2 separate regions of the Homo sapiens genome follow, and region 1 is linked to region 2. Evidence: chromatin loops called from intact Hi-C (ENCODE). Cell type or tissue: GM12878. All regions are shown on one strand.

What was found. Peaks named below come from ENCODE experiments on the same cell type or tissue, not always from the same donor. Only the 100,000 strongest peaks of a DNase experiment are listed, where the experiment ranks them.
Region 1: it touches region 2 in a loop (5-fold over the local background); 4 of 110 quality-filtered maps call a loop at or near these places.

What each region holds. Positions count from the first base shown.
Region 1 is chr2:181,307,747-181,315,746 of GRCh38, reverse strand. All of the region lies in intron 3 of LINC01934 (long intergenic non-protein coding RNA 1934), which reads right to left. Among named protein-coding and RNA genes, the nearest start is that of MIR4437, 6.1 kb to the right of the region's middle. RefSeq lists an enhancer at 2,830-2,879 and a silencer at 5,799-5,999. In GM12878, no CTCF peak of the experiment used is centred here; DNase peaks (open chromatin) are centred at 3,006 and 6,772; H3K4me3 peaks cover 1,351 bases; H3K27ac peaks cover 7,701 bases.
Region 2 is chr2:181,231,604-181,239,603 of GRCh38, reverse strand. The region is part of intron 2 of LINC01934 (long intergenic non-protein coding RNA 1934); the gene reads right to left. Among named protein-coding and RNA genes, the nearest start is that of MIR4437, 70 kb to the left of the region's middle. In GM12878, no CTCF peak of the experiment used is centred here; a DNase peak (open chromatin) is centred at 3,343.

The DNA.
Region 1 (8,000 bases), 76 kb before region 2:
TTATTTAATAAATTATTACTGCTCAATAAATATTAGGTATTATAATTTTAATAGCTGCATCATTTTATTTTTATTGTTTTATTTATTTTTTTAATATGTCTATGTCATTCCACACTATGGACATAGAAAAACTTATTTTACAAGTTCTATTAATGACATTTGGGTTGTTTCTAATTTTTGGTATTATAAAAATGCACAAGTAAATATCATTTCATATGCATCACTGTGCACATAAACCTGTATATGTAGAGGCTAAATAAATATCTAGAAGTGGAATTTCATGGTTAAATTTTATGTGCTTTTTCCGTTTGATCTACATTGCCAAATTGCTCTTCACAGACATTCCAACAATTTATCTCCCAACAACAATATATGAGAACACTTAGTTTTTTTCCCAGGATGTTAACACATGAAAGGTTATTTTTTAAAATGACATCTGAAATGCAACTTGGTTTGAGAAACATTCTGTGCTTGATGAAGGAAGCATACTGAACTGACTTTGAATGAAAGAAAATCATCAAATACTTTATTCTAGATTTTAAAAATGTAGATCTTGGAATTCTTAGAGAATTAAGCAAAAAATAGGAGAAAAATAAGAAAAAAGATCATCACTTAATTCGTCCAATATTTTTTCTATCTGAATGGAGAGTGCTAATATTTCAATGTCTCACAATAATTAGCAAGTTAATTTCACTAATTTACCACCTTACAAAGTTTAATTATTTCTATAGATCATTTTAGATCACTTTGCATCCACTTAGAAAATAAAAGTAGTGGACCTACGGTATTATAATTTAATTTATACCATATTATGGTTTTATAAATAGCTCATATTATTAAAAATAAGTTGTCTCAGAATTGGACTTATGATTACTGATCCATGGATTCCTACAGACTATGATTATAAAGGACTAATGATGAAGCCCCTGGGAGGCCCCTTTGTCTTTATTCTAGTTAGGCCCATTACCCCTGGGTCAGAGCTTGAGCTGTGCCATAGGAGTTTGCTGTCTAGGGCTTCCCTCTCATTAGCAAGAGTGAGAAAAAATAGGATGTCCCAGAAATTTTCTGGCAAGTCTGTAGGTAGTATGCACTCCCAATTAAGCAAATTGAATAAACCTACAGTATAATACTTAGGAAAGCATATTTTTAAAAAGATTATGCTCTAGATAGATTGGGGATGAAGTTTTTTTTTCTTTCTTTTTTTCCAGTTGTGGCCACTGAAGCTTTGAACACCTGCTTTCCCTTCTGGCTTTGTTACTCTCAATAAAGAAAGAGATTCCTGTTGAGAAGGAGGGAGAGGTTAAGTGTCCAGAAATACTGCTCTAAACCATGAAATTATAAAGGGAGAAAATCAACTAAAAAATAGCTTCACTTAAAGAGCTATTGTTAAGGGAAGGTTTCATTTTGGAATTTGTCCAAATAGTGTCTTAAAAGAAAAAACAGAGGCAAAAACTCAGCACTGTGAATGAATGTCTTCTCTGAGAATCTTCCTTTCTTTATGATTAATATTAATCTTATCATCATATAAGTTCTTTCTGAATACAATGAATGAATGAATAAATAAATAAAATATGGAACAGGTATGAGATGAGTGAGTGAGAAAGGGAGAGAGACCCTAAAAATAAAAAAGTAAGAGGAACACTGGGGAAATAATAGCTAAAGAAAAGGGTAGTGAGAGCAGATGACTCATTGAAAAAGAAAGCACATCATTAATAATATTTATAGGTCTACAGTCTCTAATAATGGATAATGATAAAACTACCCAGGTCATATGCCTTCTAGGAGTGTTCTGTGTGTTCGTCTCCAGAGTGACACAATGGGGTAATATCCCAAAATTTGGTAAAGTATCAGTTGTATATTATTTTCTTTGTCATGTCACACACATAATATTTAGGTTATATTACCTCATTTCAAAAATTATGGTTCTTTGTCTTTCTCTTATGTTCTATTATATCTGAATACCAGACCTAAAATGATTTCTCATTAGATAAAGTTGTAGCTGTGCTAAAAAGAAATTCTATATGAGAAAATTAACTTGACACGAGGAAAGGTTTGTAGATGTTTACCTATGTAAAATTAAGTACCCAAATCAGGAAACAGGAGAGAAAATAAAATGGATTTTATACTTGCTGTAAAGTAAATCAAAAGCATACTCAAATCTGAACGAATTTCCAAATTGTATGACTTTAGGGAATTTTCTTTTAAGCAAATATTTGATCTACACATTGATATTGCACTTCTGCACTGTACTATAAAATACAAAATTTCATAACTGACATAACTATTCTTTGTCTGTAATGTGTAATTTCACAAGTCCTTTGTCACAATCAGACATCTGTATGCTGTGTCTTATGATCAGGAAGAGAAAAGACAATGAAGCTAAAGAGGCCACCCAGAGTAAAAGAACGAAAGAGAGAGAGAGAAAGAGAAAGAAAGAAAGAAAGAAAGAAAGAAAGAAAGAAAGAAAGAAAGAAAGAAAGAGAGAGAGAGAGAGAGAGAGAGAGAAAGAAAGAAAGAAAGAAAGAAAGAAAGAAAGAAAGAAAGAAAGAAAGAAAGAAAGAAAGAAAACCCTGAAAGTTGTTTGTGTTCATTGAAATTTAAGATACGCCAAAGTGCCTCATTGAAAGAGAGAAAACTGTAGAAGACTGAGCAAAAAGCTGGTCTTCCTACTATATAATGTTGAGACTTTTTTTTTTTTTAATGTAAAGTGATTGTAATCACTTGCTCGAATAAAGAAATCTCATCACTCTGGCAACACACTTAACAAACTAAAGAAAAACAAATAATGGAAATCACAGCGTGAGAAAGCTGTACTTGAAATATGCACTTGAGTGTTAGCATCTCTGAACTTTCAGCAGAGTCCTGATTTCGAAGATGGTGACCCAGAGCATGGAGCAGGTGTGAGCCTGGTGACTTTTGCCATGTTCTTTTTTTAGAGTCTGCTGCTGGTATCACTTTTGTCTTTGCCTCTTTAGTCGATTTCCTCATTTGATTGGGTGATTTCTAGAACCTTCTCCAGCTCTCACATTGTTTAACCCTGTACGACAACCTCTTTGGGGTAGCTATAGTGTGACAGGAAACACTAGTAGAGGGGAATTCACCTCTGCTGACCATTGACCCACATTTCCATCCCCGCAAACCACACTTACCCAATACAATTCTCTTTTGCGGATAAACGAGCTAATGATCAGAGAAGTTGAGTAGCTTTCCTTACTCGGCTGAGGGACTGGGAAAGCTGAAAGTCCAGTCAGTCATTTATGGCCCCATAGAACATTTGCTCTCTCTATACCAGCATTAACATTTTATTTGACTTTGCCCAAAATTGTCTATGAAGATCTGATTTAAACAATCTTTAGATTACCAGAAATTCTTATAAAATTCTGATTTCCTCCTTTTGTTGCTGTTGAGCCCTCCATCTGATGTTCTGCTTTCCTGAGACGTGTTTACTTAAACCATTGAGAGTGTATGTTTCCTCAAAGACATATTTCTCCAGAGAAAGGCTGAAAATACTATTTTAAGAAAGCTATCATTTTCTTGAGGCAGGTGGATAAATATATTTATGTCTGCTTTTGTTTTTTACTCCCTATTATCTAAAAACAATACTCCGAGGTTTATGTAAATTAGAGTGAACTTTTGCAGAGGGAAAAGCCTTTGCAAGAAATACCGATTACAAGCTGCAGTTCTCCTCCCTGATCACGCCCCACCCTTAGCAGCTGCTTCTGCTTCTTCTAAGCATCTACATCCAGCACTGGGGCATTTAATCTTCTGGTTTGGAGCTGAACATCAGGGTGCAACCAGCCCTCCTACTATACATATGTAATAGAATTAATACGGATTGGAAATAAAAAGACTAGTCATCCCTCAGGCACTGTACTAGACATTGATGTGAACTAAACAGACTTGGACCTCTCCTGGAGGAGCTTAGAGTATAGGGCAGGATCATCCAGTAGCGTCCCCACACACCTTGTATGACTATTTAAACATAAATTAATTCAAATTAAATAGAATTTAAAACTAAGTTTCTCAGTCACACATTGGCCTAATTCAAAGGCTCAATAGTCACATATGGACAGTGGCTTCCCTAATGGACAGCCCGGATTTTAGAACATTTCCATCAATACAGAAAGTTGTAATGAACAATGCTGGTAAAATCTATCACTAGAAGCATGGAATAAAATCAAGGTTCACCTGCCAGGACAGTAACACCAAGTCAGTGCAGGAGAGAAATCCCCAAAAATGGGTTTTCAGGTTTGGCAGAGAACTTGGAAATAGATGTAAATGTACAGATATGCACATACATACCCAAGTTCAATATGTACCTGGATCTATTTCTAGAATTTCCATTCAGTTCCACTCATCAGTCTTTTTATCATGAGCTGGTGACACACTGTTTAAAAGATTTATAGTATAAAAAGATTTAAGTATAAAAGATTTATACTAGGTTTTAACATTTGTTATAACTAGTTCCCACTTACAGCTTTTCTTTTTAGTGTTTTTTTTTTTTTTTTTTTTTTTTTGAAACAGGGCCTCACTCTGTCACCCAGCCTGCTGGAGTGCTCACTGCCTGGCTCACTGCAACCTTGACCTCCCAGGCTCAAGTGATTCTCCTGCCTCAGCCTCCTGAGTAACTGGGACCACACTTGGTTATTATTATTTTTTTTAATGTTTTGTAGAGACAGGGCCTCACTAATGTTGCCTAGGCTGGTCATAAACTCCTGGGCTCAAGCAGTCCTCTCACCAAGGCCTCGCAAAGTGCTGGGATTATAGGCATAAGCCACCATGCCAGGCCCTATTCTTGTGTATGTATTTTTCTGCATAAACTTTAAAATAAACTTGTCTAGCTTCATAAAAACGCATGTTGATATTTTTATTGTACTTTTCATTTTTTCACATATTTTTGTTTGAAATATTTTTCCATATTTTAACCTGATTTTTTTTTCAGAGTATCTTTGGTTATAACATAGATTGCTATTTTTCTTTATAAAATGCAATTTTGGTAATAAATAATAAATTAATACATCCATGTTATGAATTAGTTTTCTTTTTTCATTTTATAAAATTTTAATTGAACTAAAACAAATATAACATTTTATACCTTTTTAAGTGTACAGTTTAGTAGTACACTATACTAAATCTATAGCAGAATTATGAGAGTTTTATATACCATCATTATGATAACAGTCTTATACTTGTATATATATTTACCTTTTATAGAGAGCTTTATATTTTCCTATGGTTTCATATGAAATCATATTATTTCATTGTTTCATTTTTCAATGTGAAGAATTCACTTTAGCATTTTTTTCTTTTATCATTACTTATTTATCTATTTTTAGTTCTGGGATATATGTGCAGGAGTGCAGGTTTGTTACATAGGTAAATGTGTGCCATAGGAAATAGTTATTTTCAACATCAAAATTATGTAAATAATATTTATTGAGCCTATTTTATATTAAGAACATTATATGTATTCTTAAATCCTCACAAATATAAAATATAAATTATTATCTATTTTATAGACAAGAAATCTGAAGCATGTAGAGATTAAGCCACTTGTCTAGAATATTTAAGCTGGGTCTATCTAAAATTAGAGCTCTGCACATATTGAAAACGTGAACTACTGCTTATTTTATAAAGTAACATTTATCAGAGTCCAAGTCATACAAAATTCCATAAAGAGAATGCATTTGGTTTCACTTGTGTTATAACAATCAGAAGAAAGATAGAATAATTATTTTTACTGAATTTGATTTTAAATGGTTGGTGACCACTAAAATGCATACGATAGTCTACAATGAAATAATATCAGACTCAAGAAAGTTGTGTTCCAGCCCCGTCATTATTACTGCTTAGCCAGGCATGTTTTGAGGGGATAGTTAATCCCTCTCTGTAGCTTGTCTTCTCTACTTTGAAATGGCATTGCATGTCTGTTTATCAAAGTTCTGTGGCAATAAAGTGAGTGACAGTACATAACAATGCATGGAGATAACAGAAATATAGTCGGGCAATGATACCTAGAGACCATTTCAAAAGTTGGCCTGGTAAATTAATGAGCTTCAGATTTTTAAAAACCCCAATTTAATTATAGATCAACACTTCTTCCTAGATCATTCTGCTTCACTTATTACTTTTCGTTTTATTTGTATTAAGTCAAAAAGGGTGCCTAATTATCATTTAATGTGTTTCTAAGCCACTACACTCAATTTAAAAATAGCTGCACTAATATATGCTGCCATGTAGATTATATTCATTTGAAAGTTTAACAATTTCAATTATTTTGTTGTAGAAAAAGTATACCAAAAGAATTTGGAAGGATAAATTCTTACAAAACGTATGTGGCTTTCATTTTCAGTACTTCCTATTTTCATTTGGCTTTTTCTCACGGGACTTACATACTTCTGCTTCTTAATAGGAACATTTAAAAACACTAAGTAAACTTTCAAGAGGGTCATTTCTTATTTTGCCCAAGTTGGCTCATACATCTCTAATTTGATTTTTGAGTTAGTAGAGTCAGTTTTGAGGGAAAATGTATTACTAGTCTTTGGGAGGTAGGTGAGATTTGTTTTATAAAATAGCGGCTTATTAATCCACAGTGTATTTTATTTATAAATTTTTGAATGATTTATTTTTCTAGGACTATATGTGAAGCATGTGACTTGCTTTTGTTCCCTTTTAGGCACTTTCATCTTCTTGCCTCTGTGGGAACATCACCATTTTCCCACTCATCTTGAACTCATCTCTTTCTTTCAGCATGTCGTTTTGTCCCCACACCTCATGAGAGAGCTACTTGAAGTAGAATTATTATGCATTTTAGAGATAAGAGATCTAGGGCCTATAGAGATTATGCAACCTTTCCCAGGAGATTTAAGCTGGGTGTATCTAAAAATCAAAGCCCACGTACATAAGAGAGCCACATGTCTATTACTTCCATCCCTATCTAGGCTACTCCAGTCAGGGACTTTGTTACCACAACATTAAACTAGACTAGCTTCAGTACAGCTCCCATTTGAACCACTATACATCCTTTCAAGGTCCTATACACAAATCATCCCCCTTTACCATCCCTCTTCCTCTAACTCTTCCTGGAATTTCTTCTCTGTCCTCACTGACCATTTTATACCAGAGATCCTCACCTTGACTGAACATTAGAATCACCTCTGTAGCTTTTATACCACATAAATGCCACATAAATGCCTGGGCTTCACCTCAGACCAATTAAATAAGATTTTCTTATGGTGGGATCTGGGCACTCACTATTGTAATGTGCAACCAGAGTTGAGAATGACAGGCTTAAATTTATATATTCCTTAAATATCAGCCTGAGCCCTGCATTGTGAACTACATCAACCCTTTGGCTCTTATCCCCAGAACACCTACCTTACAGTGCCTTAAATTGCTGTTATCATTTATAATTATTTCAGATATTTTCACTCAATCATTTCAAATACTTCATCATTTATTAAGAACCTGTTATGTGCAAAAGATAATCCCCATATCTGTTATATATGTGGTCTTCTCTCTTCAACTAATTGAAACCACTCTGAGAGCTTGGGTTACATCTTATATTTCTTCTTCAATCAAAATAGACCTAATGCATTTATAAGCTCATATTAGATCTCAATAATACTTTTCGGTGAAGATCTCTAGGTTTATATTTTATTCTTTTAGTTACCCAGATTTCTTCAGCAAATATTTACTGAACTGCTATTATGTGGAAGATACTCTGATAGATTTAATACAGAATTTAGGCCAGGCATGGTGGATCATGCCTGTAATCCCAGCATTTTGGGAGGCTGAGGCGGGCAGATCACCTGAGGTCAGGAGTTTGAGATCAGCCTGGCCAACATGGTGAAACCCCGTCTCCACTAAAAATACAAAAATTAGCTGGGCGTAGTGGCACACACCTGTAGTCTCAGCTACTCAGGAGGCTAAGGCAGGAGAATTACTTGAGAATCACAGAAGGCAGAGGTTGACGTGAGCTGAGATCATACCACTGCACT
Region 2 (8,000 bases):
CCTGAAAACGCTCTCAAATACTGCCCCTTATGGCCACATTTACCATTGTCAATATCTTATCAGAATTACATCTTATTTTCTCTTCATCTCAGTACAATCTGAATTCTGCCCCATACTGTAATCAGAATAATTTTTACCAAGTTTTTTGTTTACTAATCCAAGAAAAGATTTTAGTGCTCATTTGATTTCTCAATATTTGGAATTGCTGACCACTTCCTCTTGCTAAAACACTTGACTATTATGATGACATATTCTATTGCATTATTCCATCTATCCAGTTATTTATCACTTATTATTTCTATATCTCAGGTCTGTATTTTAAATCCTGAAGCACTTCAGAGTTTTCCCTTCTTGTACTGTTAAAATTTTTACCATATGTTGATCACTTCCAAATTAACATCCCTAGAATAGATATCTTCTTCTCTCCAAATTAATGTGTCTAATTGCTTATTATGAAATTCCAATTAAAGTCTCATAGGCACCTCACAGTAAACATTTTCTGAATATCATCCTTTAAAAAGTAAGCCTCCTCCGCCTTTTAAATTGCCTGTCTCAAAGCAGTATAAAGGCACAAGCTCAAACCATGGATGTCATCTTTTCATTTTGCCCTTCATTAGCCCCACACATTTAGTCTTTCCCTGGTCCTCTATTAAAATCCCACCCTCTTAACATTCCCTATGTTGTTTCTGTACTTTCTCTTTCTCTATGACATTTTCTACCATCTAATATATCAAATACTTTACTTATTTATCTTATACATTGTTTTCTCTTTCAAGAAGATAAGCTCAGTGAGCTCAGGGATATTTTTCTGCCTTGTTGACAGCTAAAACAGTATCTGCACATAGGAAATGCTCTACATATAGGAAATTCTTGTTAGCGCTGTCTCTAGGTTTGCTTTTATTGACAGTTTTAATCACTTGATTATCAGATACTGTTCCTTCTTCAAGTGTGTGATAACTTTTTGTTGAATAGTGAACATTATAGACAAACATTGTAGAAGCACTACATTATGTTGTCTTATTCTAAAGAAGGTTGAGTTTTATTACAGCAAGCAGTTAAATTACTAAAAATTTACCTTATCTTGTTAAGTCTTGGTTTTAGGCTTTGTTAGGGTGGCCCATTCTAGTTTTTACTCTTAAGACATAGCACTTACTTGCACAGTGTGGCCTTTCTGGGATCTAATTAATTGCCTATGTGTTTCATCGAGGTCTCTCCATTCCAGATGGGCTTGCACTCCAACATCTTTCCTGCACAGGGCAGTCTTCTTAGCCCTCAGCCTCTCAGAAGAGACTCTCTTCCAAACCTTCTGAAATCTCTTCTTGTGCTTGCATAGTCCAGGAGTCAGCCAAATACCTAAGACGAATTTTCACTTAGATTTCCGTTTATTTGGATTTTTTCTCTGCAGCTTCCTATTTTTGATGCTCTTGTCCCAAATCTCAGCCAACTTAGTAGCCACATGCTATATCCTACAGCTTGATCTCTATATCCTTCATTTGGCAAAACTGATGCTCTCTACTGGGGTCTATCTCCCTACACTATGGCCTGAGAAATGCTCTATGAGAGAAACTTTGTGTGAATCTGTAGCTTACCTTATATGTTTCCTTTTTGCAAGGATTGTAGCTCAGCACTGAGCTGCTATCCAGTGCCTACAAATAGTGTTTTAAATAGTTGGTCCAGACCTCATAGTTATTTACAGTGGGAGCATATGTCCAATACCAGCTACCACATAATGACCAGAAACAGAAATCCAACACTTTTTTTTTTTTTGAGATGGCATCTCCCTCTGTCACAAAGGCTGGAGTGCAGTGGTGTGAATCCTCCTGGATTCAAGCGATTCTCTTCCCTCAGCCTCCAGAGTAGCTGGGACTATAAGCGCCTGCTACCGCGCCCGGCTAATTTTTGTGATTTTAGTAGAGGTGGGGTTTCACCATATTGGCCAGGCTGGTCTCAAACTCCTGACCTTGTGATCCACCCTCCTCAGCCTCCCAAAGTGCTGGGATTACAGGTGTGAGCCACCACTCCCGGCCCCAACACATATTTTTGAATGAACCAATCATCAAATCCTATTGATTCTGTCTCCTTAATATTTCCCGAATCTGTCTTCTTTTCTCTTTCCCTGTTGCCTCTACTTTGATTTAGCCCATTATCCCTTCTAGCCTATCTAATTGTTACAGTGCTCTGACTGATCACCTTGTCTCCAGCTCTGCTCTACTCCATAACATTTGCCACACCCTTGCATTTTTTGTTTGTTCTTAAATGTTAATATTGTATGTTACCCTTCTTATGAAAACCCTCCAGTGTCTCCTCATTGTCCTCAGGATGAAACCCAAACTCCTTGTGTACCTCTAAATCCTCACCTTTTCATACTGCTATGTCCTTTCCTCTCCTGCTCAATACATATGGTGAGTTATTTTCAGTTCCTGGAAAAGCATGATTCTCTCACACCTCCAGGCTCTTGCATGAGCTGCTTATCCTGCCTGAAATAATCCTATATTCCAAATAACCCCAGTTGTCATCTGCTTAGATACCATGTCTTCTGCGGAGTCTGTGTTGATCTCCCCAGTTGGATTAGGTCTCCACTTGTGTTCATCTTGCACTCTGCTCGTTCCCCAGTCATCATCTGTGTCACACAGTTCTATAATTATCTATTTACTTTTCAGTACTCCCATTAGACCATAAGCTTCTTGGGGCAAGCCCCATGTGTTATTCATTGTTTTATTCCTATTTACTAGATGACTGAATAAATATTTCTTGAATTAATTTATGTTAATGTTAGCAACTTGCCTGACAAGAATATATTCCTTCTCAATTATATGTCTGCATTTCATGCAGTAAATAAATACATAGATAAACCTCCCTCCAAGAATAATAAAATGGTAGAAGCCAAGGGACACATAATAATATGACAGTAAAATGATATAAAAGAATGAAAAGCTTTGATTATCTGTGTCAGGTATCTGTATATATTACAACCTCAATATTTTGGTTTTGTGTTATACGTGCAAACTAAACACAATTTTAAGAAATTTTTTAGGTCATACTGTAACTGCTAAAAGGTCTACAATTATGCTGATGCCTAGTATCTTAAGATAATTGCAAGTTAGAAAGGAGAATATGGAACTAGCTCATTCGCTTCATTTTGTAGATTAAGAGCTGAGTTTGAAGGGAATCAAGCATCTTGACCAAGTTCTTACAGTTAGTTGAATGGTAGCACTATACCCCAGGCTCCCTGGGCTCCTTCAATTTTCTTCAAGCTTATTATGTTCTGTATGAAAGGAACATTGACCACCACCACCACCACCACTTACTAAAGTCCTAGTATGTGTCAAAGGAAACAACTCCCTGACCACCACACATTCATTTCTTACTTTAGGACCCAATTAGGCTATAAGAAAAGTAACCACAAACACATTAGAGGAACTGAAGATTGGGTGGGGTCAGAAAGAAGGGCCTTCCAAGAAGTGTCAAGAACTATGATAACATGACCACTGTGGTATCAATGTATAGTTCATTCATAATATAATAATAAATAATATGGATATTGAATCCTGAACTCCCTAACAAGTGGCCTAGACAGTTTTTTATTTTGTTTCTATTGGATTTTAATGAGTAATACATGTGGCAGTCAAAGATCTGTGTTTAAGTGTAACTTGGAAGAAGACTATTATTGACTTCTATCAAGTGGTGATATTGAAAGCCACAAGATGATAAAAGTATCTAACTCCTGTTTTCTGAACCTATTCAACAAGTGCTTTTCAGTGGCATTAAATACTTTCTGGAACTACGTGGGGTATATTAAAAATAAATAAGTGAACGAGTTTTTGTTTTGTTTTTAATAAATGGCGGAAACTAAATACTTGTATTGACACAATCTGGGAATCAGTTATACTTCAATAGCATTTCTTATTGTGATTCGGAGATCTAAACAGTAAAAGATTTATCTACTAGAAAATGTCCCACGTCATGGAGTTAATTTTTTTTTGAAGTTTTGACTGATAAGCTGAATTATTATACATACCACCTTCTGATTCTGCTGCACCCAGTGGAGCTGAAAATATTTACAAGGGTGTCCTTATTTTTTTCTCCAACATACCTATAAGCGGCATTAAATTATTCTACACTTTATAAGCAAGGACGGTTTGGTATTTGAGGTTCACACTCCTCTAGCATCACAAAACCATTTGGCACCAGCCTCAGGAAAGTAAAAGAATCTTAAATTAGGCTCATAAAATTGACCTGGTTCTAAAGAAAGATAGCCACTTGATAGTAAAGGTACTACGAGCACAGGGCTCTGCTTATGAACAGTAACACTTATTGACTGCTTCTGATGTGCAGGCACTATGCTAATCACAAGTATTAACTCATTTGGTCATTAAACCCATTTTATAGATGAGGAAACTGAGGCACAGAGAGTTTAGTAGCTTCCTTGAGATTTACAGCAAGCAAGCAGTAAGCTAAAAGCCAGGAAGCCTGTCTCCAGAACCTTGCTTTTACCCTGGTCTTCTTCTCTACATATCCCACCTTTCTATTTCACTCTTCAAATGTTGCCTTACTGAGTGATCAAGCTCTTCCTCAATTCCCATTTGACCTTTGCCTCCTCACCAAGAGCCAAAAACAGCTGAAAATGTTTACTTTTATTAAAATAAGTTTACTTAGGGTAGCAAGGACTCTAAAACTCAAGGCTAGCAATTAAGCAAGTGGAGATTCCACACAAAATGTTTATTTGTCCCAAGAGAGTCATTACAGCTCTCTTAGCTTAAGAAAGTGATACAGTATATGCTTTTGAGGGTTCCACATAACCCACATGTCAGCTGCCCCAGTTGGTATTCACCAGAGAATTCCCTGCATCTAAGGCCTTGTGCTTATGTTGTAAAATGTACTAATGGATATTAACATTATGATAATGCCAAAAATCAAATTCCAAAGGCTTATCCCAGATACATGGCTTTCATCAGCTACACAAACCTCAGGGGAGATTTTATCAACTGCTGATCAAAGGAAGCAGCAGGAGCTGATACAAGCACAAGACAGGGCATGTGGAGTGTCCTCCACTCAAGTACACCCCAGAGCAGAGCGTCTCCAGGAGTTGAGACAGCACATCAGCAACTCAATTGTAGTATTCAAATGAATGGAGTTCTCTTTAAGGGCAAGTCTCTGAATAGAAAGTTTAAAATCTGATCCTGATTTAACATGACTATGCCCTCACCTGGATGTATATTGCTGTAAGAGATACCTTACCCATATGAGGGTCATGTCAACTTGCTTCCAAACATAAATGAAGTGAAGCACAAAATCATGTGACTCCTCAAGTGTACTTAGCTCTGCACAGATAAAACTGCTTTATTTGGAATCACGGAAAAAGAAGAGGGAAGGGCATCTGCAGACCATGCAGCTTATTAAACCAATTTGTTTCCTGAGTCAAGTACTTGAGGTACTCTCAGTTCTAATTAATGTCTCTTGCAAATGCAGCCTCATAACTAACGTTCATTCTTCTAATCGTAGCCATATGTTCCTTCCATCGTTTTAATGATATAAATGGAAATTATTGGTGTTTATCATTGAATATTTCTATTTAAAAAAACATTTTTTCAGGCTGATGCTTTATGCTAAGATCAGTGGGTGAGAAAATCCCTCTCTGGAAATATTTTCTCACTTCCTGTAGTCCATAAGTGAGGCCTTATTTATGGTTTTTAAATATCGCATTAAGAATTTTGCCTCCATTAGATCCATGCTACTAAAATGGCAGAACTCTTCACATAAAAAACAGAGATAAACTGAAAAGGGGATAGCTGAGTCAAATATACAGCCTGTAGGTTGAAGTATAATCATTACATCTCGCTTAAGGCAAGAGAGGTTGATAGTTTACAATAAGCTTCAAGAAAATCACTTGCTTATTTCCAGAAGCCAATAGCTTAAATCAAATTCCTTTACCTTCTCTAAATATGCCACATATGTTTTCATTTTAAGAAGTACTTTTTATGTATGTGACTGTAGTAAAAAGATATGTACAGATATACAAGATTTCAGAGCTGGAAGAGACCCTAATGATCACCCAGTCAGGTGGTCCATAACCCTCACTGTGTACCCTAAACAACTGATGAGCTTGCAGACTGGTTCTTCACCAGAGAAATTATAATTCAATTGCTCTGAGGTGGACCCGGTGGAGCCAGATATACTGTTTTGCAAAAGTACTCCTGGTTATTCTAATATGTGGTCAAGCTTGAGAAGCACAAATCTTGTTTATCCATCTCTTTTGGAGCCAATGATATTAAATGATTTATTCAATGTCCATAGACAGTTATGTTTGACAGGGGGGAGACTATGAGCTCAGGCTCAAAACCCTCACACCTGTGCATTTTCTTTTATCGTTTACTAATACTTCTTTAATCCATGCTTTTAAAAATAAAGTTAATTTAGCAATAGAAATATCTTTTAAAACAAGACAAAATAAAACCTAGAACTATTCTTCCATTCCCTTTTCAAGGGTCTGTCCCCATCTTTTATTTTTTGTCATTGTAATCTCTCCAAAGTGCCAGCTGTGTGTTAGAAGGTATCACTGTATAACTCCAGGATTAAAGTAAAAATATTAGTAAACCATTCCAGAATCGCCAACAGTGCAAAACACAAAAGAAAGACTCCTATTTACCCTTGTATTAAAATATAACAATAGCAGCCAAATCATCATTCCGTGGCAGGAACTGTACTCAAGTGTTGGATCCAGACCATCTCACTGCATCTCAGCAAAAACTCTGTGAGGTCATATATTACTGTCATCTCAGTTATACAGATAAGAAAGCCAAGGCACCAAAATTTATTTCCCCAAATAAATTCCCCCAATTTAGGTAACTTTGCCTGGCTAGGAACTGGTAGTCAGTTTAGTCTTTTTTTTTTTTAAGTTCAATCTTAAAATCACAAGATGAAACTGTCCTTCAAAAGCAGCATTTTACCTTTACTCATAATAAACTAATATTTACAAAGCATTTTTAAAAGAACATTATACTCCTTTCTCATCTGATCTCATTTAAGTATTACAAGATTTATTTACCATAATCATTTTGTTAAAGAGAAACTAAGGCTTAGGGAATACTCAATGTCCTCCCAGGTAGTAAGTGGCTAAACCCAAATCAGAGTTTTTGTTATGATTCTATGTGTAGTACTGCACTCCAGCCACCATACAGCTTTAAATCTGAAGATTGTTTTCCTGGCTCTGATGAGTATTTCATATGGTCAGTTCTGCTAGAAAAACAGTATAAAACTTACTTCAAACAGCCAAAAAACAAATTCCTTGCTGTTCAGATTAAACTGTTGATTGTGCTGAAATTCACGGGTACACTAAGAAACAAAATAAACTGTGTCAAATCTCCCCAAAGATTTTGTTGTGCATTCTTTTATTTTTATTCACATAATCTGTGTTTACTGAGCTGCAGTAAAGGATGCATGGGCTATTTTTATTCGGAGAAAGGCTATAACACCAGCCAAGCAGAAGGACCCATCCATGACCAGAATGCAATGGCCTTCATTATCTTCCAACTCACTCCTAAATGACTCACTGAGAGCTGCCAGATGGTGTTTTCTCTCACCCCTTGCCTTGCATTTATTTAATTATTTTAACATAGTTTTTGTTCTGCTGCCATGATGCCTAATAGGCAGATATATTTGGGAGTTAGTTTCTTCTTCTAATATTGACCAGTGCATTTAGAAAATTTCTCAGACTCTTTAATAATAACACTTATTGGGTACGTACAATATACTAGATGCTAAGCCAATGGATTTGTATATATTCCTCATTTAATCATCCAACAACTCACAAATGAGGAGGCTGAAGTTTAGGGAGGTTAATACATGTACCCTGGGCTAAACAGCTGGTCAAAGACGTAGAGTCAGATAATTGGAACTAAGCCCCCAATCTTAATGTAAGACTTATGTGGTAGAAGTTATAAGCACTAACACTTTGGGGAAATAAGGAAACATAATAAAATGATAAAGAAACCCAAAAAGTT